Linked DNA regions of Homo sapiens: region 2 is linked to region 1. A link is an interaction called in ENCODE POLR2A ChIA-PET data of the cell type or tissue named here. Cell type or tissue: Panc1. All regions are shown on one strand. Each heading gives the region's core, and the rest is flanking DNA. Links, peaks and the distances in the headings are about the cores only. Region 1 overlaps LOC101928354 (a long non-coding RNA gene). Region 2 overlaps JARID2 (jumonji and AT-rich interaction domain containing 2).

The links. ChIA-PET counts read pairs that join two places held together with the same protein. Peaks named below come from ENCODE experiments on the same cell type or tissue, not always from the same donor. Only the 100,000 strongest peaks of a DNase experiment are listed, where the experiment ranks them.
Region 2: POLR2A ChIA-PET joins it to region 1 with 17 read pairs; 2 of 35 experiments call an interaction of 5 or more read pairs at or near these places.

The regions. Positions count from the first base shown.
Region 1 is chr6:14,578,290-14,589,694 of GRCh38, forward strand. LOC101928354 (a long non-coding RNA gene) reads right to left here. Exons shown (of 4, transcript XR_241980.4): 4 at 8,015-11,405. Among named protein-coding and RNA genes, the nearest start is that of LINC01108, 300 kb to the left of the region's middle. In Panc1, for the core only: a CTCF peak has its summit at 6,362 (motif pointing left); no DNase peak of the experiment used is centred there.
Region 2 is chr6:15,396,774-15,408,178 of GRCh38, forward strand. The region is part of intron 2 of JARID2 (jumonji and AT-rich interaction domain containing 2); the gene reads left to right. Among named protein-coding and RNA genes, the nearest start is that of DTNBP1-AS1, 140 kb to the right of the region's middle. RefSeq lists enhancers at 5,865-6,365, 7,225-7,519, 7,589-8,279. In Panc1, for the core only: no CTCF peak of the experiment used is centred there; a DNase peak (open chromatin) is centred at 4,105; H3K4me3 peaks cover 1,023 bases; H3K27ac peaks cover 593 bases.

The sequences.
Region 1 (11,405 bases), core at 2,062-10,061:
TTAATCTTTCTTTCGTCTTTTCTAACTCTTTGTCTCACAGGACCCCAGAATGAATGCTTTGTCTAGATCAATCTTCTGGCTCAAAATTTTGTTAGTCTGTTTAATCATTAATTTTTTTAAAAAATCCACCTGTTATATATATGTATGTGTATATATATATATGTTATTTCTAGACATTATATTTTGAGATAACACACACATGCACACACACATACACACACACACACACACACACACACACACACACCAAAAAATACTAAATATACTTTGTGGTGATACCAACCCAGGATCTCTTTAAATTATTATTTTTTTCTTTTTTGCATGAAGTGTCTTCAGCCCACACAGGTAGTATGAATTCAGACAGAAAGCTCACAAGTAACCACGGCTTATGGTTACACATTCTCACAGAAAAATCTCTTTTTCCTCTACCTAGCTCCTAGGGTTGCGGCAGAAAGGTGTTCTCAATGTCCTTTTCTGAATGGTGGAATTTATTTCCCATCAATCTAACAGGGACTTGCGCTCTCAGCTTGACACAGAGGTGGTGGAGTGGGGGGTGGGCTGTGTTTTTCTATTATATTCCTCACCTTGGAAAATCTAGATGTCCTGCCCCAGATGCCCTGTGAGGCTATCAAAACAAATGCTCAAGGACTGAAGTCTTCAAGGTTTGGCAGCAAGCTCTTGGGAGAAAGCCAACTTCGGTACAGTGTCCTCGTTTTTACTTTGTTTAAAATGCTATAATCCTGAGAAAAATATCAGATAAATCCACATTAAAGGACATCCAGCAAAATACCTGACCAGGACTCTTCAAAACTGTCCAGATCATGAAAGACAATGAAAGACTGAAGAACTGGCATAGACCAGGCCAAGGGAGACTGATGGGACAGAACAACTCAATACACCATGGACAGTACCCTGGAATGGATTCTGGACACTAATGGGAAAACGAGTGAACTCTGTAGAAAGTCTGGAGCTAACAGTGATGTACTAATGTTAATATGGAGGTTTTGTTTTTGTTTTTTGTTCTTTGTTTTTTTGAGACGGAGTCTTACTCTGTCACCCAGGCTGGGGTGGAATGGCACCAACTCAGCTCACTGCCACCTCTGCCTCCCGGGTTCAAGCGATTCTCCTGCCCCAGCCTCCTGAGTAACTGGGATTACAGGTGCAATACGGAGGTTTTGAAAAATATGTCATCTTAATGTAAGATAATAACCTTAGGGGAAACTGAAACTGGAACTCTGTGCTATCTTTGCAACTTTTCTGTAGATCTAAAATTATTCCAAAATAAAAAGTGTATTGGAAAAGAAAAACTCTGATGGTGTCTTACTTTCATTTCAGCTCAGTAGTGTATTTAAAAAGGCGTTTATGGCCTGGCGCTGTGGCTTATACCTGTAATCCCAGCACTTTTGGGAGGCCACGGCAGGTGGATCACAAGGTCAGGAGATCGAGACCATCCTGGCTAACATGGTGAAACCCCATCTGTACTAAAAATACAAAAAATTAGCCAGGCGTGGGGGCCGAGATCACACCACTGCACTCCAGCCTGGGCGACAGAGCGAGACTCCATCTCGAAAAAAAAAAAAGAAAAAGGTGTTTATATCTTTAAAGAAATAGTATTTTAGTTGTTTGATTTGGGAGGGTCCTGTACAGTATCCATCATACCAGCTATACCACTAGAAACAAAGCCTCTTCTTTGTTATTCTTTCCCCTTTAGGGAAGAATGGATCAGAATCATAACAACCAAATGAGTGAAAAGTTATGGAATCAGCGTAGGATATGCTCAAGGAATGAGGACCTAGAGAGTAAAAGATGTTTAAAAGAAAACAAACATAGCAGTTATAGAAAAGTAACACCAGTTCACATGGATCCATCAACAAGGGGAGGTTACTCAATAGGCCCACTTGGTATATATAAAAATAACATAAGGCAAAAGATATCAATACTTTCCTTGAATGGAGTTTGTTATGGGTCAAATTGTTTTTCCCCCAAGTTTATGTTGTTTATGTATTGAAGTCCTAATCCCCAGTTCCTTAGAATGTAAGATGATTGGAGACAAGTTCTTTACAGAAGTGTGGAGGTTTAAGTGACTCCATCTTGGATGCTAATCAGCCATGTTGGATTCTGATTAACCACAGTTCCAGGAAGGTCTCTAAGATTTCCAGTTCATCTATTGTTTCCTGCGTAAACTTAGGTACTTACTGTAAATCTTGCCCTTAGGTAAGACAACCTTGATGTTATCATACTTCAATTGTCCCACAAATCCGTTCTGAACCACCCCTTTTTTTATGGTCTACAAGCCCTGGGTCTGGGGGATAATGGTGCAGCGGTCCACCATCTTGTCTCGCCATCCCCTGAAACCCAGACATGGCTTCTGTTCATAAGTCCCAGTTCTTTCTAAGAAACTGGATTTGTCAGCCTCTTTTTTTAGCCTCTTAGCTTCCTTGGACTTTGGGAGTAGGGTTGCATAGACCTGCCCACCATGAAACAAAAAGTAATCAAGTTACAATGATTTAGAGTGGGCTCTTATCCAATACAACTGGTGTCCTTATAAGGAGAAATTTAGACACAGACATGCACACAGAGAGAACATCATGTGAAAATGAAGGCAGAGATCTAGATGATGAGCCTGCAAGCCAAGGAATGCCAAAGATTACCAGCAAACCACCAAAAGCTAGGGAGAGAAACATGAAATAGAGTCACGCTCAAAACGCTCAGAAGAAACCGACCCTCCTAACACCCTGATCTCAGACTTCCAGCCTCCAGAACTATGCAAGAATACACTTCTGCTGTTTAAGCCACCCAATTTGTGGTACTTTGTTATGGCAACCTAACAAACTAAAACAAAGTTATTCCCTAAAACTCTACACGAAGTCTTTGATTAGGAGGGCTAGCCAGCCTGGGTCTGCTGTGTGGCGATAGTTCAGACTACATATGCCTTAACTGTCTGGAGTAACCTGAAGGGGGCACGGAAGATGCTGTTCCCCCAGTTCATTTCCACCTGCTTCAACATTCCCAGAATTGGGCAATGTTCTCTTCTATTAATACTACAGTTCCACTCAGAGGTCCTGGAACACAATCAATAATTCTCCTCCAAAGTGCTTTCTACCTAAAAAAGCACGATGTTCTTATTGATGGTGTACTTAAAAAATGTTTTAAAGTAAATCTACAGAGCACCCTGGCTATTCAGATCCAGAAATTGATTAACCAATAGGATATAAAGACAGAGAGATGCTGCTATCTTTGGCAAGGTCGCACAGCAATTTGTAAGAGAGACTAAAATAGAATCAGCACCCCATTTCAGAGCCTGGTCAACAACTCAGATGACCTCCAGCAATTGATCTGGTCAGTCCCTCCAATTACGGGTCAATACATGAAGTCTTTAGACCCAGGAAATTCCTATTTCCTTTTTCAGCCCAATAAAGCCTAGTTCCAAGCCTTTACAAGTCAAGAAAATAAGATATGGGTTGCCCCAACATATACCCAATGAAGACCCCAAATCATGCAGCCTGATAGAGACTTGTTAGACTCTCAGACCTTCCAGCAGAGCAAATGGAATGTGTCCAGAACCAGACTCAATTCCTCTAAAGACATTAGATAGGCTTCTCCTCTATTGCCAAGTATCCCTTCCCTTTCTAAGAGCACAGCCCCTTCTCTTTTCTTCCACCCATGCTATAATATTAGAAGCAAAAGGGAAGCAAATGTTCCAAAGAATTCTGAACTAAAAAGCTTCCGATGTGGTGGGAGGGTGTGGAGTGAATGCATTATCTTGCACCAGTCACCAGGAATGGGTGTCAGCACCCATGTCAGAGGGCTGCCTGCACACAGCACCCATCTCTGAATCTGAACCCAATACCACCTCTTCTCCAGCTCAGCTTTCCCCAGGCCCTACACTAGACCCCCTCAGCACCAAGTGAGTGTCGAGGAAAGCACATGGGTTGTGGTCCTCTCAATATGTCTGGGCCCTCTTCCTTCTTTCCCATCCACAATGCTGGTGCCAGAGGCTCTCTTGGGCCATTGCCACAGCAGCTTATAAACCAGCACTGTCCGCAAGGGACACAATGCCAGCCACAAGGCAGACCACAGATAGCATTTTAAACTTAGTAGCAGTCCCTTTGAGAAGACTGAAAGGAAAGAGATAAAATAGATTTTAACAATGTGCTCTATGTAACTCAATATACCAAAAACATCATTTCAATGTGTAATCAATGCAAAATTATTAATGAGATAATTTACCTTTTTTGTGACATCTCCAAATTTTGGTATTTTAGACTTAACAGCACATTTGATTCAAACCAGCCACATTTCAAGAAGCAAATAGCCACATAGGTCTAGTGGCTGCCATATTGGACAGCATCAGGTTCAAGCATTCTCAGAGTTTCAAGGGATCTCTTATGGCTTCAAATCTTGGGAAGGCATAAGATTTTAGAGGACAGACATTTTCTCTTACACATCTTTTATATTTCCATTGGGGTCCATGAGAGAAAGTTCTAAGTTCCTTTTTTTTTCCCATTAAATTCATATAGAACTCAATTTCCTGCCCTTACATCTGTAGTTGTCTGCCTGAAAAGACTCCTTTCCCCTCTCCACCTCCCCATTTGCCTCAAGGCATCTATTTTTTTTCCTCTCCAGTTTAAAAGGCAATTCTTCAATGAACCAAAGCTGAGACAAGCATGGTTTCCTTGAAGCTCCAGGGAAGATTTATGCACTCTTCTGCTGTTGCACGTACTATGGTGCACTGCACTGCTTGAGAACATTGCTGTCTCCTCTGAAAAACTGAATACTTTTTTTTAAATGGGAATGTATCTTAACTCTGTATACCCAGTATTTAAAGGAAACTTTTTATTTAAGTATAATTTTTTAATAGCGATTTAATTCTCTTTGTACAATTAGTATCTCTCTCTCTCTCTGTACAATTAAGCTTTATGAAGGTTAGAGCTACCTCTGACTTACCCCAGTGATTAATGCACAACAGATACTCAATAGAAATTATTGGATGAAAAAATGAATACATGAGTTGATCATAAAGCAACTTACTCCTCTAGCAGGTATCTTTCTACTCAGCAATTCTTCTTGGAGCTATGTATGGCCCCAGAATATCAATACAAGTTCTGTTCCTTCTTCTAGTTGAATTTCAGATACTTCTGCCTATTAAGTTTCCCACATTATTTATCTTGTCAACATCTCCTTTTTCTCTATTTTTAAAAATTTTTTTTAATTTAAAAAAAAATTTTTAGAGACAGAGTCTCACTATGTTGCCCAGGCTGGAGAGCAGTGGCTATTCACAGGCACAATTATGGTGCACTCCCTGTATACCCAGCACTTAGCACAGGGCCTACCACAAGGCTGCTCATGACACGGTATCTCAGTTCCCCAGAATCAAATGATCCAAGAGAGAAAGAGAATGAAGGAAAGTGACCAAGACAAAAGCTACAGTGTCTTTCATAACCTCATCTTGGAAGTGACATGCAATCATTTTTGCCATATTTTATTGGTCACACAGACCACCCCTTGTCCAATGTGGGAAGAGTCCATACAGGTATGAAAATCAGGAGGTGGGGATCACCAGGGGTCCTCTTGGAGGCTGGCGATGGCCGTGGATATGGAGTAAGGAATGAAACACATGACTTCGAGACAGCATAAATCCCAGATGCAGTGCTCTATGGCACCTGAGTCACTGGCCTTAGAGACTATGCAACTAGCAAGTCAGACCCGGCCCATGCTCTCCACACATGCCCTCTTGCCACACGAATATTGCAGCTCAGTGTTTATGCCATTGAGTGATTTGCTACCCTTCTTCAACGTGGCCTCACGTGAGTCCATCTGGATAAGCCAGTCCCAAAGTCTGGGAAGTCAGCAACGTCTACCAGCAATGCATAAATGGACCTTAATAGGAATATATGCAGTTCAGTTTGCTGTGGTAAATAGATTCGTTTGTCAATTTTTTTTGTTTCAAATTTTTGAAGGCCTAATTCAAAGAGAAACCCATACATATCTAGGCTTTCTGTAGCTGAAAGCAATTAGCCACATAGCAATTGTAAAGAAACCTAAAGGGAGCATTTGGTTCACAAGTGGAAAAAAGATTGAAAATGTATCTCACCACAGGTGACAAAATTTAGGTAATAACAGTAGTAATACCAGAAGTTCAATACGATTTATTTTATATTTTAATGTTGCTTTATGAACCTAAAAGCCTTGGTAGGCAAATATTGTGTGAATTTCCTGAGACTGGAAAGCAAAAACCTTCGTCACCCTAATGATAAGTAAAAACGAGTAAGCAGTCTTGATATCCACACAGAAACACTATAACAGTGAGCCTTCAAGTGAAATTATTAAATACACGAACACAATGGGTGTCTGGGGCCCCACAGGTCCATCTTGTGGACACTGCTGGATTACCTACTGTTACAAGACTGTACTCCACTCAGAAAAAATGTTTGACCATAGATTGTAATGTTTACACATGCACGTAAAACATGAATGCAAATTTTTTTAAAGCATGCAATTAAAAAATAAATAGAAATTGGCTGGGTGCAGTGGCTCACGCCTGTAATCTCAACACTTTGGGAGGCCGATCGCGAGGTCAGGAATTTGAGACCAGCCTGGCCAACATAGTGAAACCCTGTCTCTACTAAAAATACAAAAAAATTAGCCAGGCGTGGTGGCAGACACCTGTAATCCCAGCTACTCGGGAGGCTGAGGCAGGAGAATCGCTTGAACCCGGGAGGCGGAGGTTGCAGTGAGCCGAGATCGCGCCATTGCTCTCCAGCCCAGGCAACGGTATGAGACTCTGTCTCTGAATGAATGAATAAATAAATAAATAAATAAATAAATAGAAATTATATATTTTTTCCTTCCCATACCACTTGTGAAACTCACTTTGGAGATTACTGTCTTAAACAAAATTTCCCTTCAGCTATTCTGTTACACTGTGCAGTAGACATGGCTGGCCAGAAGAGTTGGGACAGAGGGCTAGGAAAGGTGGATTCTCCCCTGAGTCTATTTGTACTTAAATCCACATAAGAACTGAGGAGCTCATGGAGGAAAAGGTGGATTGAACTCTAATACCCCTTGGGTTTCTAGGATATAGAAGCATGCCTAATGAATGAGAGAGAGAATTCCCAGGAAAGGGTGGAAGTTTTAAGGAGGATGGATGCTGTGGTGAGAGTATGTTGAGTTGATAGAGCCAGATTACACTGGGTCCAGGCAGTAAAGCTGGGTGAGAATATCCTTCCTCTTACCATGGAGATATCTCATGGATGGATTAACAAAGACCTACTGCAAGTGAGTGGAGGTTGCTGCTTGATGGGAACCCCATCCCTGAAGATCTATTAGGGTTTGAGCTGGAAGACCAAAGCTCAGCCATGCCAGGGTTAAGAGGCAAGTCATAACATAGAAAGCCTGAGAATCTCCACTCCCAAGCACCCAACACTGGAGCTTGTCTGTCACCTGCAAGGGTGACTGACGCTGAGGCTAGAGATGCCTAGTTCCTCTGTGTCAGAGAGAGGAGGAGCCTGTTTTCATGGAAAATGGTACCTCCAGCAGTACCAGCAATGTTCTCACTACAGAGTGAACCCTGCAGAAATTTCCAGCATGGGACTACTGTGTGGTCCTGGCTTAGCCAGCAGTGAAGTCATAAATGACCACAACTGATTTCTGGACACATGTTAATATCCCTAGGGATTCATGGAAAAAAATTGAGAAAAGAATCCTGGATGCAGTTTAGTTTTCTGCAGCCAGCAAGAGTATTTTTATAACCATGGTTTCATTTGTATGAGTGGGCAAGTGAGACTGAGACATTCCTATTACACACCTTAGATTGTCCTGCTGGAGCCACTAAGTGAAGCTGGAGAGGTTTAATACAAAACTGAGATAACAGAGTCATTGGAAAAATTACTTCTGTCTTAATTCAAGAGGAAAAGAAAAATATATAAACCTATTAAAATAATTTAGAGTCTTTGAAGCAAAGCAAAAAAGAAATTATACTATTAAAAAAATAGAGCAATGGGGTCTGGCCATCTCAGCAGATACCCTACTACATGACAAAATAAATAATGTAGTGGCAGTTAGTGCAATAGCTTCCATTTTAGAATATTTCAAAAATATCTGTGGGAAAAATAAACAATCCCATGCCTTCAGTGGAAGAGCTGAACCAAGTGTGGAAGCCAAGTAATCAGTTCCCAGCACAGAGGTGTCCACACACCCATTCTTCTCTCCCTGCTGAAATCTCACTAAAATATCAGCAAGATATAAAAAGCGGCTCAAGCCTACACGGCCAAAGAGACTTTGAGAGATGACAGTACACAATTGATATCAACAAAAGCTGAGAGCTGGAAGAGAGGTGAATTGCGGCTGAGTTAGCAGACCAGGGAGTGTTGAAATTTAAACCTGCCCCAGACAAAGCCACAAATACAAGATCTTGTTCCTTGAAGATTCCTGGAAAAACCCAGGTGTTTGGGTTACAGATCACACAGGAGGCCAGGATAACAGGAGAACTGGTAGAAAGATGTTGATGTGAGTCGGTTAAATGGGAGAATAAACAACAACAACAACAACAACAAAGACATGGGATCCTGGAAACAGAGAGTCTAAAACAGAAGAGAGAGAGAAAAAAATCAGGATGGTAGTGAAGAGAAACCACAAGAAAACACCTATGCTGCACCCCAAAAAGGCAAAACCCAAATTGGAGAAGAAAGACAGAGAGCTCTTGAGGAATGATGCCAAGAAAAGAGAGATGGAACTAAAAGAATAGTTGGCATGTTTAGGAATTAAGATTGTCAGCTGTATCAGATGGTTTAAGGATGAATTAATAATAGATACATGTAAAACACAAGCAAATAGAAAAAAAGAGGCAAATATTAGGTCCAAAGAAAATAAAAAGTTGTATAGAAAAGAAATATAATCATGACTCCCTATAACATGCACTATAATATCATGTAGTGAGCACTATTTACATAGCTGTGGCAGGCAGCTTAACGGCCTCTGTATTAGTCTGTTTTTGCATTGCTATAAAGAAATACCTGGGCCAGGCGCAGTGGCTCACGACTGTAATCCCAGCACGTTGGGAGGCCGAGGCGGGCAGATCACCTGAGGTCAGGAGTTCGAGACCAGCCTGGCCAACATGGTGGAACCCTGTCTCTACTAAAAATACAAAAATTAGCCGGGTGTGGTGGTAGGTGCCTGTAATCCCAGCTACTCAGGAGGCTGAGGCAGGAGAATCGCTTGAGCCCCGGAGGCGGAGGTTGCAATGAGCCAAGATCGCGCCATCACGCTCCAGCCTGGGGGACAAGACTGAGACTTCGAAAAAAAAAAAAAATCCTGGTAACTACCTAGGTAACTTATAAAGAAAAGAGGATTAGTTGGCTCATGGTTCTACAGGCTGTACAAACATGGTGCCAGCAACTGCTCAGTTTCTAGTGAGGCCTAAGGAAGCTTACAATCAATGGTGAGAGGTGAAGGGGGAGCAGGTGTATGACATGGCAAAAACGAGCAAGAGAGAGTGCAGGAAGAATTGGGCTCATTAAGCATCTAGCTCTCATATAAGCTAACTGAGCAAGAACTCACTCATCACCAAGGGGATGGGGCTAAGCTATTCGTGAGGAATACATTGCCATAATCCAACCTCCAACATTGTGAATCACGTTTCAACATGAAATTGTGAGAGGACAAACATCCAAACCATATCATTCCACCCCTGGCCCCCCAAATCCCATGTCCTTCTCACATTTCAAAAGACAATCATGCCTTCACAATAGTCCCCCAAAGTCTTAACCCGTTTCAGCATTAACTCAAAAGTTTCAAGTCTGAAGTCTCAATTGGAGATAAGTTCCTTCTACCTATGAGCCTGTGAGTTCAAAAACAAGTCATTTACTCCCAAGATATAATGATGGTGCAGGGAATGGGTATCATTCCCATTCCAAAAGGGGAAAATTGGCCAAAAGAAAGGGACAATAAGCCCCACACAAGTCTGAAACCCAACAGGGCAGTCATTAAATCTTAAAGCTCCAAAACCATCTCTTTTGACTCCATGTCCTGCAACCTGGTGCAAGAGGTAGGCTCTGCCCCTAGGGCATTCCAGGCTGCAGCCCCCTGTAGCTGCGCTCATGGGTTGGAGTCTGGCGCCTATGGCTCTTCCACACTGAGGTGGAAGCTCCCAGCTCTTTGATTCAGTAAGAAGAGTATTAAGAGAAAGTGTGCTGAGATGAAGAACAGGGGTTCTTAGATGGATGTCCTCTGGGAGGAGAGTCTGACAGCCCTTCAGAGCTGGATAATCCATCCAAAACAGGTAGTGAGGTCCATGAGACCAACAGAAACAGACAACTAATCAGGAGCTTGAAATAAGGGATAAGGTCTTTACGTTGAAAAGGAGATTGGCCAAGGAGAGAAGCAGGAGATGTCAGACCAAGCAACAGACTTTCTCCAGGAGCCTGGGGAAGATGCTCATGCAAGTGAAGCAGAGCTGGATGAGCTTAAAATATGGGCTACTTTAAGGAGAAGGACACTGGAGAAATACTTAACTGTTTTTACATACACTCATTGGACATATAACATAATGATGACAAATCTACAAAGCGACTCTTGTATTAATAGTATTGCATTAGTAGATTATCATTCGTACAATAGATGATGTTAATGCATGTCCTTGACTAAAGACCCTCTGCTAATCAGGCTACGGTAAGAAATTCCCATTCAAATTACAATAGCTATTATTATTATTTCACTCACTATAGTCTTGACATATTGTCTTAAAGTGGGCATGTATTTTAAGTTGTTGAAATTACAACAGTCTCAGGGTAGAAGTACTGTCTTCTGAATCAATGCCAGATTCCCATAAAATGCATCGCCAGCACCATAAGATTTTAGTATCCTATATGCGTTCTCCTCTAAGTTTGCCAAAATGATGATAATGATTATCATCATCTGCTCTCAATCGTGTATCTTTTCAGGGCAGCTTCTCTCATGAGAAGCTCATGGTGGTCTGCTGGGAACCGTTGCTCCAACCCTCTGCCCCACATCATGAAGAAATTGCTTAGCTGGAAAAAGAGCATAACAAAACGGAGGTTTCGAGGGCTTATCATTTCTGTTGGGTGGCCTCATCATTCACAACTGCCTGAGAAAGTGCAGACAAGAGAACAGGAAAAGGCCACCCATACTGAAGGGAGAGCAGATCTTGGGGCTGATATTTCTTACTTGCTTCACACGGCTCTTGGCTTTCTCTTGACGTGCTTTCAATCTCAGGTCATACTTTAGAGATGCCATTCCCTGCTCCCTTGCCTCATCAAATGCTGCCTTTCCTAGCCCAAGTATGATGTCTGATCTCTAAGCTTTGCCTCTCAGGTCTGGCTGCCCCTTCCCCAGGTCCTCTGATCCTACTTTCTCCTTTCTTGCTTCTTTGCAGTTGTGTTTCTCTG
Region 2 (11,405 bases), core at 1,054-9,053, 820 kb after region 1:
GAAATCTAAAATCCGGATAAGGAGGGCTACAGTGTTGTCTTTTTTGATAGCTTCTGAATTGGAACAACTACTTTAATTGTAGCCTTAACAACCCAGTTAGTTTCACGAGTTTGCATACCATCACCCAGTCCGGGTCACCCTACTATGTTCTTGTAATTATTGGTATTATTTTATAATTGTACAGTGTGGCCTTGTTGACATGTTAGCTATCGGGCCAGCCACATGCATTACAAAGTTCAGCACTGTTGGTGTTTCAGGAATTACCAAGCCTTCTTGGAAAGCATTCAAGCCAGACTGTGTGTGTACCTAATTCTGGTTGGTATAGTGCCAGTGTATTAACTTTTATTTAAATAAAATTCCAACAGGTAACATTTATTATTACTATACTGCTGTCACAGAGTGCCCACACTTTAATGATGTTTTTGAAAGTCAAATATTAGCACAGTAGATCCCCTTTCTGCATTAATTTTTATCACACCCTATGTGATATGGTCAATACTACGTAATTTCATCCATATAACACAGAAATATCATTACAAATACATGGCTGATGCTGTATGATCATTACAATTCTGTATTATGTGAAATTCTCTGGCACCATAACCTTGTACTCTCTTCTATCATACGACAATCCACACCACCCTACCCCTCCTTTGCGATTAGTAGTTTTGGGGAAATTATTAATAGCGTGGTACTGAAATACCAAGGCACCAACTGGGGTTGGTCTTGGGGTTGAGGTGATAATTAGGTGGATGGCAGCCATGAACCTGGGTGTCTGCATAGAATTACTGTGAATATGAGATCCCATCTGAAAATTCTGACTTCTCCTGAATTAGAGTTAGTAGAGTTCCTTGGTCTCTCTTGTGACATGTTATAGAAGGTCTTTAAACATTTTGAGATTCCAGTGGTAACATTACTGGTGCAAAATCAAAAGTTGACACCTGCTTTGGAAACTGATTTGCCATTCAACTTGTAAATTTGAACATTTGCATATCCAAGGATATCTACCACTTCCAGTCCCAAATATTATCTAAGAGAAACTCTAGTGCATGATTTCCAGGAGACTTGCAGAGAGGAATTGCAACATGGTTCATGATAGCAATAAACTAGAAGCGCCTTAGATGCCCTTGGACATGAGAATCATGGTGGAATACCTACCATTCATCAGTTGTGTAGTATTATAAATACTCCATTGTGTAATAATGAAAATGGATAGGCAAGCGATATAATAAGCAAGGCCACGGATGGATCTTAGTAACTTGATGTTGAGTTGGAAAAAACCCAATTCCCATTGGAACCTGTTTTGTAAAGTTTATAATCAAATGCAGTGAAACAAAATGCTATTTATATATGTTTATGTTATAATATTAAAAAGTTAGCACATAGGCAAGGCTTTAGGTTATGTTTGAGTAGTTTGGTTTGGCAGCGGGTTCACAGATATTCTTTATATCCTTAAAAATTAAAGTGGATTGATTATTCAGAGGACTTTGGTTTAAGATTTATGACTTGCTCTGATATTTCACTGTTGAAACTTAGATGGTGGTGCCTTCAGCCTATTAATGAACATGGATGGAGCAAAGAAAAGTTCTTCCCCAGTCTTTCCGCCCTCTGCTCTTTCTTGTCTTTAAATATTGTAAGTTGTGTTGTTATTCCTAAATTGAATCCATTTCTTAGTGTTATTCTTGGTCTTCCAGAGGATGCTGTGAGTCTAATAGGGTAGTTTGCATGTTTCTTCTTTAGTAGGGGACCAACATTTCATGTAAACAGTCTAAAACTTATGGCTATTTACAACGGAGAGTTTTGTTAAGTCTCCTTCCTGGCCTGACAGACACAGGACTGACTCGCATGTACTGTGTTTTAGGAAATATTGCCTGCATGATCAGGAAGTAATGACGATGGTCAGGCTTTTCTTATTTCTTAAAATTTAAATACCCGTTTCTCTTTAATTGACTAGAATAGGAGGAAGCAGTGGAGATAGGAAAGGGGCAGATAGTGTTTTATTAGTGCTGATGCCTGTGTGCACTCTGAGTGTTTGAGTGACAGAACTGGGGGTGTTCAGGAAAACCACTAATCATACGTGATTCTGAAACTTCATTTCTGGCCAACTGTTTATGTCTCGGCGTTTCTACTTTTCTTACCAACCTTGCTGAGAATTAGCATAATCAGAATATCTGCCTCAGGTCTCCTTTCCAATTCTCTGCTTTGGGTGCTGTTGATCATTGAAGCAGCCAAAAGACATGTCCCAGTAGAAGGAAGAGGAAAAAGGCCAAATAGTCATCCCCCGAATGTCCTTTAATTGACTCTGTATGACTTACGCTGTAGTGGGGTGCATTCCAAACACTTGTTCACTGTTAACAGGAACGTGCTGCACTGTAGAGCACTAAATAAGGGTCTGCTCTGGGGGCTCACCCTGGCAGCCATTGGAGAGCACCTCTTCTCCAGCCTTCTATGTTCTGTAGGGAATTGTATATTGAGGTTACCCCACCCCTTCTTCCCCAGTGCCACTGGGTTCTCGGATAGCCTCCTGTCTGTTGAGACATAGGAGCTACCTCTGTGACCTTTGCTAAGAGACAAACTTGTTTTTAGCCACAGTTTCATCATCTATGAAGTGGGGGAATTGTAGTAGAGTATCTCTGAGGCCCTATGTATAATTATGATTTTAAAGTGGTGGATATCAACTAGACACTAAGGAGGACCATCATCTACCTTCGTGATGTCTGTGTGTGTGTGTGTGTTTATGTACATGTATATATATATTTATGTTTATATATTTTTGATGTAAGAAGTTGTGGCATGTTCATGAGCTTTAATTATTTAGGAAACAAGAGTTGGCCATTGTGGAGAGAATACCCGCTAGCCTGGGTGACTTCACTCCTGAGCAAAGTTGACATCTACCTTCAGGGTTTTTGTGAGGTATAAATAAGTTACTGTGTGTGAAGTATTAGAACCCAGAAGGTCCTCGTTAGATGGTTCCACAACTAGGAAAGAAGAAACTGAAAGTATTAGTAAGGCATGTTTCCATTTCCTCTGGATGCATCTGAGGAAAACTTCCAGTGCCATGTGGACTTGGCCACCATCTTCCTCCCATTGGAAGGGCATGAAGAGAAGCATGTGGTAGTGTTGAGAGCATGTGTTTTGGACATTATCATTGCTGGTTGAAGTTCAAAGAAAGGCTTCAAGAAAATTGACTTTAAAAATCAAAAAGCTATAACATATGAAAGGAGATGTGTACTCCAGTTGTCTGAGGCCAGGGAGCTGGCCAGCCCTCAGTTGGACTCCTGCCTTTTTCACCCCTCCCAGCAGCTGCCAGACCACAGAGCCAGTTCTGTGAAAGATCCTCAAGAAACAATGAGAGAAAACAGCTTCTGTTTGATTAGATTAGATCAATTTATGTGCCTCGGGGAGGGGCCTGCGCAGGGCAGGGGGAGGGGTGCCCCTCTGTTGTTGGTGGGGGCAGCGGTGGCCCATGCGGTCACTTCATAAGTAATGAGGCTCCGTGGAAGCTGGAATCAGAGTAAGGGGGAGGGCGGGCTGGAGGAGGAGCATGTGGAAAGAGATTTCTGCAGTCTGTCTGGAGAGCTGCCCAGGTTTCCCAGCCAAAAAAACAAATAAAAATAAATAAAAGGCAAGTGCTGAATGACACAGATTATGATATTAAAAAGGGATGCCATTGAAACTGCGCCCTGGAGTCCGCTGTCTGTGGGGGTGGGGTGTGCTTGGCAATGGGGTGGGGGCATCTGACCGGCTGGGGACACAAAAGTGTGCACAATTAAACTGTGAATGTCCCCCTCCCCCCATATGTCAGAAATTCTATACTTCGGATTTGTCTGCATTGCAGGTTGGGGAAATGGCAGGATGAAAAGCTAGTGACTCTTTTCCTTTTTCTCATTTTAATTTATCAGGGTGGGGGGAGCCAGCCGGAGACCCCTCCTCTTTGGTGTTCGATTCCCTCCCTTGCACATAAATAACCTTCTCTCCTGGCTGCCTCCCCTCCCCCTCGGCCCCATTGCTGTTCTGGCCGTCCTATTGCCGCGCGGAATCTGCACTGCCGCTTGCTTATTACGTACAGGGGAGGATTGTTGACAAGTGCTCCGGAGCCTGCCTCACTGCGCTCTTCCTCCCTCCCTCCCTCTGTCCTTCTTCCTCTCTGTCTCTCTGCAATGATCCGGCTCTGAGGATGGCTGCTCCACGGGTCTGTCAGGTGCAGTTTTTGGTGGCTTATCTTGAGGAACCTGGGATAGAAGGTCTGTTCCTATAAATAAAAGACAAACCAAATAGCTCTAGATTTGTTTCAGGCTGGTATGGCTTTTGTTGGAGAAATAGGCCTTTGTGGGTTTCCCTGCTGGGGTCCTGATTAAATCCATTGTGGATGGCAAGGTGCTATATATATATATATATATGAGAGACTATGTAAAAAGTGTTGCAATTTGCTTAATATTAATATTCTTTTAGCTTTGATATCCTCCCTAGGGGCAATGGTGGCTCCTGCAAAGGCACTGTGGAAATTTACAAGAGAGAATTAATGTCGCTCTTAAAGCATTAAGCTCTGTTGACCATTTTGGCCAAAGCTGCAGTTTCAATCAGGCTTGTATGACTTTAGACATTTCTCTGGAGACTGAATGCCATCCAGCTATAGCTGGTCCCTTTTATTTTATTACCAATTTATCTGATCATTTCCCAGCATTTAAAAATAAATGTTTGATTAAAGTTAATTAGTTCATCCTCACCATAGCTCTGGTTTCCTTCATAAACAGCATGTTTGCTTTCATTTCCATTAATCCTTTCTTTTTCTTCCTCCATCATCTTTCCTTGAAAGATGGAGGAAACTGAGGCATGCAAATAGATCCTGAGACCTGAAGTGGTTCTGGATTGAGACCTTTAAACTTCGAGTGCTCTTGATTCTTCTCCCGAATTTCGTGCATTAATTCATGTCTGTATTACTGTCTGTAAACACAGATGAATTTCAGGAACCTTCAATGTTTGGTGCCTCAAATCTTAGCAGATTCCATGGCCACATTCCTATAGTGCTGCTTTCTGTACTGCTTCCATTCATTATATTTCAGTAGTGGAAAGAATGCTGCTCTGGGAGGCAGTAGGCCTTTCTGAAGTTATTTGTTGTCAGCAGTTTTTTTTTTTTTTTTTTTTTTACTTTGAATGGACTACTTAATCCTCTCTGAATATATTCATTTGAAAAGTAGGAGGGCAGTTGATTTCTTGATATGTGAGTGAGGTAATAAGGAAACAGGGGAACTACTGTCCCTCCTAGTCATGCTACAAAGAAAACAGAACTTAGAACTTCCAAGAGATTCCTTTTATCCTAGGGAATGAAGGCAGCCCAGAGAGGTTTCAGGGCAAAGGGTGTGGCTGTTTATTTATCTACAAATTATGGTGTCAGTCAGGACACAAAGTTTGTGGAGCTTTGCCCATTTATCATTACAGATTAGTACACAAACCGATAACTTTATGGCACTTGTCGATCGAGTTAAAGCAGCAGCTTTGCTTATCTTTGGAGAGCCTGGCTCAAATTGGATACCTGGTTTCTTTTGGTACCTTACATTTGTGGGGTAAAGATGATAGGAAGCTTTAGAGACCTAAGTACATACACACTTGTAATTACTTGAAGGTAGAAGAATATCATTAGCTATCTGTGAACATGCTGTGTTCATGGACATCTCCCTTTGAGAAGTGCAAATTCTGTGAGATGAGAAATCAAATTTGGGCCTGTTAGTTTATCTGAACACAAGACTTTCCACATGTTGGGCCCATTTATCTGTCTTAGAAAAAATCTCAAAAAAAAATGCCCTTGTGTTTCCGTCTCCTTCATGTGACTGAGTTCCCTTGCTCTGCAGTGATGCCATTGTTCTGCCGCTCATGGTTACACATCAGCCTAAGCCCACTGTCGCCTTGAGTCAGTTTTCTTCTGTAGGCGGCTTTTGACCTTGGAGGTGGTCAGTTCTGGGCCCTCTGTGGTGTGGAATTCTTTTCATGAGCTGATAGAAGCTCGAGTTGCATATCCTAGGGGATTCCAGGGATTTATATTTTGGTGCGTATTTATAACTGGGTTGTCTGGTGGGTGTGTGTTTGACTGGGTTGTCAGTGTAAAATTAAAAGGGTGTTGAAATGAAGTGTGGACCCAGAGCAGTTACGGCCTGGGATAGAGTAGTCATGGGATTGGACACAAAACTAGAACTGCCGATTGTAGAGCATCGTGGGTGTTTATAATTCAGTCATTATTATTATTCTAGGTACTGTACTTGTTCTGATTGTTATAAAGGTCATATTAAGGATGAAGAAGGAGTGAAGAGGGGAAGAGAGTGGGGAGGATGAGCCCTTGCCCCAAAGAAGTAACAGGGAGTTGTGCCAAAATGAGCAGTACATTTATGTTCACAGTGGTGATCATCAGAGTTTAAATAGCTTCTGGTCTGTTTGGGAAATCTTTCATGAAGATCACGGCTCTTTGTTTTTGTGAGAGGTTTTGTGTTGAATAAAGTTAAACTGTCAGCCTTGTTGTCTATTTTTATTTATTTTTGTTGGAGCCTTTCAGTGAGCAGTGTTTTCTGTCCCCCTGGGATTGTTGGTTAGGATGTACGAAGGGGAGATCTTTTGTCTTTTGGTGGTTCTTACTCATTTGGGGTCTAGAGAGCCAGAATGGGGCCCATTCTAGTAGTAGCAGTGTTCTGCTTACCTCTTCCTCTGAGGAAATAGGAGATATCTGCTGGGTTTGTTCCTTTGTAGCTCAAGGCGTTTATTGCCTTCTGGGGCCCAGGGTCCTATCTTTCTCAAAGAGTCATTTACTTGTTTCTGAAATAGGAAAAAAAGGATAGAGTCAGACATTTTCCTTATCTACCCAGTGACCCAACTTTTCCATGTTAATAATGAACACTGTGTCAGGTCTTAGTATCTAACGCTTTCTCAAAAAATTGTGCATGCAAAAGAGGTGTAGATTGTTGAAGGTGTGTCGTGGGGGCGGATTCTGGTGGTGGTGAGAGAGCTCTTGTGAGATTGTTGATTTACAAATCAGTATTTACATCTGTTTTTGCAGGGGTTAAATATAACAAAAATATGTCCCCCGCGTCCACCTATTCATCCTCCCCATTCCTGCCTCCAAATCTTGGGACTGTTTTAAGTAGTGATGGGTGGGGGTGTTTTTGGATTGTCTTTTCTTGACCGGAATGGGAAATCTCCATAGCTGATTTGACAGTAGACAAAGGGGAGCCCTAGTCGGCTCAGGGGCTGGTCTCATAAGGGAAAGGGATAATTATTTTCCATAAGCCGAGGTATGAAACCACTTTCATTTGTGCCTCGTTGACCACAAGTGTGCCACCGACATCCTGCCTCATGACTTGGCATTTGTTCTCAGTCACACCAGTGTGTTGATCTGGTGAGCAAGTCAGTGGACAAGCCTGGGCTGTGCTCTGCAGACCCTGTGCCCTGCTCGCCCCTCTCCCTGGAGCTCTGTGCTCCATTGGAAGCTTCACATGCTGACCTGCATGTGTACAGTGATGGGCAAACTCCATGTTCATATTGACCATGCCAAGCAGGCCCAAAGCCAAATCTGCCCTGGCATCGGAATGCCTACCCTGCTTAAAAAGCAATTCATTTTTTTTTCTCTTTGCAAAACTTGAGTGAACATAACATTTATTTTTCACTATCAATGGCAGCAAACCATGCATTCTGATGACCTCAGAGAGGGCCCTACCTCAGCCATGGGGGCTGCTTTTATAATTTTTCTATCATCTTAAAGTGCACACACACACACACACACACACACACACACACACACACACACACACACACACAGAAATTGCTGCTGAAAATGAAAGCTGTCTTTGGATGCTTGACTGTTTGATATGTAATGTGATAACCTTGTCTCACAGTGACAGGGTGACAGACGGCATTGGCTCTATAATACAGAATTACCTTTTGTGCATCTTTTCTACAACAAAGCTAAATACATTGAGTCACCCTAATATGCTAATGACTTTGGTGTGCTCCAGATGTTTTAGAAGCCCTGGAACAGCCTCAAAGCCCTCCTTGTTTTTCCTTTCTTTTTAACCCTTGTTTTGGGGCACTGCTTTTGTGGAATAGAGCCATTGGCTTTTCCTTTAGTTTTCTATTGTCATGTATGTGTAGCTAATGAGAGAGGACTGGTAAAACTTCTTTGTGTCTAAAACATCATAAAATGATACAGACTACATGCTCTAGTCCCTTTTTTTTTCCAGATATTAGAAAAGAGTTGTCTTCTGTCCATACATTTGTGTTCTGAAATCTGTCGTTCTCATTGGTTGCTTTAGAAGTTCCTTCAGCTAAAGGAATCTTTGGCCTAATTTGTGTTTCAATTTTCCCAACGCCCATCATATAAGGCAAGAGGGAGATAGCCATACACTAGTGTCTCCAGTTACCAAGAACAACAGGAATTCCTATTCCATTTTGATGCTGCTGTTCCAGACTCAGAAGCCTGTTTTGTTGTATTGTTTTGTGCGGTCTTTTCATTTCTTGCTAATTTGGGAGATGCGGTGAAAAGCTCCTGAATGTGCAGAGCTGCTGATGGCAGGGTTCTGTTGTGTTCAATTTCTTTAGAGTTCTCGGCTGCACAAATGGACACTGCCTTGTGGCTAAATGGTCTTGGATCCCAGACGCACTTCTCCCGTCAGCTGATGGTGACTAGCTGAGGTTGCAGGCACAGTAACCAAGCTGCCTTTACTGCAATGATTTACAATTTTCAGCTCATATTTATTGCTTTTGTGAAAGACAATAGACATGGTTTAATTTAAGTTCAACCTACTGAATATTAATAGAGGAGAACAAATGCTAATGGGATAGACTGACTCTTTGGGCCATTCATTCAATTTCCTCTGTTTAACCTCCTCTCCCCAACAAAGGTTTGTGTTGGTCGGGGTGGGGGAGGGGGTTGGAAAAATAAAAACGGTTTGAGTGTGTGAAGGAGGGGATGCCATTTCATTATTTCTCGTTGACTAAAAATAATAATTTTAACAATTGGTGGCAGGGCTTTGTTAGGGGAGAGAAAAGGCAGTACATTAGCTTGGCTAATGTTATAATAATGGCTCTGTTGCCCTGTGGCGTCATATTCCATCTTGCTGACCTGGCCCTCCTGGATTGGGCAGGCTGTATGATTGGGCTTAAAACATTCAAAATGAAATGTGGTAGCCAGTACAGTGGAGATTGGTCGCCAGCGGGGGGGTTAGATAAAGAAAAAGCCCAGGTTTATTTAACCATGTAGGCTGTCTGACTATTAATAAATGTAAATGTTTTCTGGGCTGATATATACAGAATGGAAGTACTCACATTGAAAAAGTTGATCACGTGCAGAATAAAGTCAGTCTTGCGCCTTCGTAAGGGCCAGTAAAATCTATGGTCCTGGCCAGGCGCGGTGGCTCACGTCTGTAATCCTAGCACTTTGGGAGGCTGAGACAGGTGTATCACAAGGTCAAGAGATCAAGACCGTACTGGCCAACATGGTGAAACCCCGTCTCTACTAAAATTACAAAAATTAGCTGAGCGTGGTAGCGAACGCCTATAGTCCCAGCTACTCAGGAGGCTGAGGCAGGAGCACTGCTTGAACCTGGGAGGCGGAGGTTGCAGTGAGCCAAGATTGTGCCACTGCGCTCCAGCCTCATGACAGAGCGAGACTCTGTCTCAAGGTCGGGGGAGAGGGGAGCCTATGGCCCTTTAATTTGTATAAAGGCAGTTCCTTATGTATGGGCCCCATTTTATGAATCTGGAACATGAATGTGATTCTCTTCTAGTTCAGGTACTCATTGCAATCCTCAGAATGGTGGAAAACTTGGAGTTCTTGGAAGATTTAGTTAGATAAGGGCCTGGAACAATGGAGTCAGTACTTTGATTTCTTTTTGCTCAGTCATGCCTTATCAGAGTAGCCTTATCTGTTTTGCATTTTGCTTACATAAAATCGTTTAATATTCCTAGGTATTTTTCATGTGTAAAATCTCTTCATAAAATTACCCCTAATTTATACTTAAGCAATTGATTTGCAGGGTGAGAGGGTGGTTGGGGAGAACATTACACATCTCTTTACATTTATGCTTCTTAGACATGCACATTTTTTCCAACCTGTTAACTTTTTTGTCTCTATTTGTCACGTTGGCTGATTCTTGTAACTTTGTGACATTTTGCAGGCAAGTGTCTTTTTTTTTCTGCAAAATTATTGATAAAAGGTACATGAGGCCATGTGCGGTTTTCACGCCTGTAATTCCAGTGCTTTGGGAGGTCGAAATGGGCGAGGATTACTTGAACCCAGGAGTTTGAGACCAGCTTGGCAACAAAGCAAGACCCCATGTATAAAAAAAAAAGAAAAAAATTAGTGGGGCATGGTGGTGCACACTTGTAGTCCCAGCCATTCGGGAGGCTGGCTTGAGCCTAGGAGGACTGCTTGAGCCCAGGAGGCTGAGGCTGTTGTGAGCATGTCACCGCACTCTAGCATGGGTGACAGAGCAAGACCTTGTCCCTCTGCACCCCCACCCCCCAAAAAACAAGTCCCCAGAGCAGCCAAAGCAGCATTAGTGTCACCTGGGAATGTGTTAGAACGGGGGACACTTGGGGGGTGATTCGCATGCATGCTCAAGTTTGAGAGTCACTTCTCTTTACAGTCACCCAGATTCATTTTGTCAGGAGGACAGAAGCAAAGCTGTCATCAAAAAGCTTAACTTTCTTACTTACTTGCTAAATCATTTGTTCATTCTTTCATGCATTCACCTCTTATTCAGCTAAGACTTCAGCTGCTGTTATGTACCAAAGGGTATAGGAACCCTTCCCAGTCTTCCTGAGCTGCTCCTAGTCCTTATTTAGTTCGTTTTTTATACCAATATAGCTCTTCTTCCTCCTTGTCCTCTTCGTCCATCACCACTTCGTGTTTTTAGGCTTACTGCAAATCCCAACTTTCTTGTTCTTGTTTTGGTATTGCAAGCTTGCCGGCTGGCTCCATTGGCTCACTCATTATCCTCTCCATCACATTCTTTTCTTCACTTACTACTGAGTGATGCATATGTCTGTGTTTGTCTGTCTCTCCTAATTTTAGATTTTGATTAACCTGTATCCCCAGTGCCCTGGCATATAGTATTTGTTAAGTAAATTAATGGATAAATTCAGAATTGATCCCTTTTTTGCCTTCTGTGCTTTATTCTCCATTATGTTATTCCCACCTTGTGCTATTGAAAAAAGGAAACTTCAGGTCAGGTGCAGTAACTCATGCCTGTAATCCCAGCACTTTGGGAGGCTGAGGTGACTGGATCCCTTGAGCCCAGGAGTTTGAGATCAGCCTGGGCAACATGGCGAAACCCCATCTCTACAAAAAATACAAGGATTAGCTGGGCATGGTGGCATGTGTCTGCGGTCTCAGCTGAGGCAGGAGGATTTCTCCAGCCCAG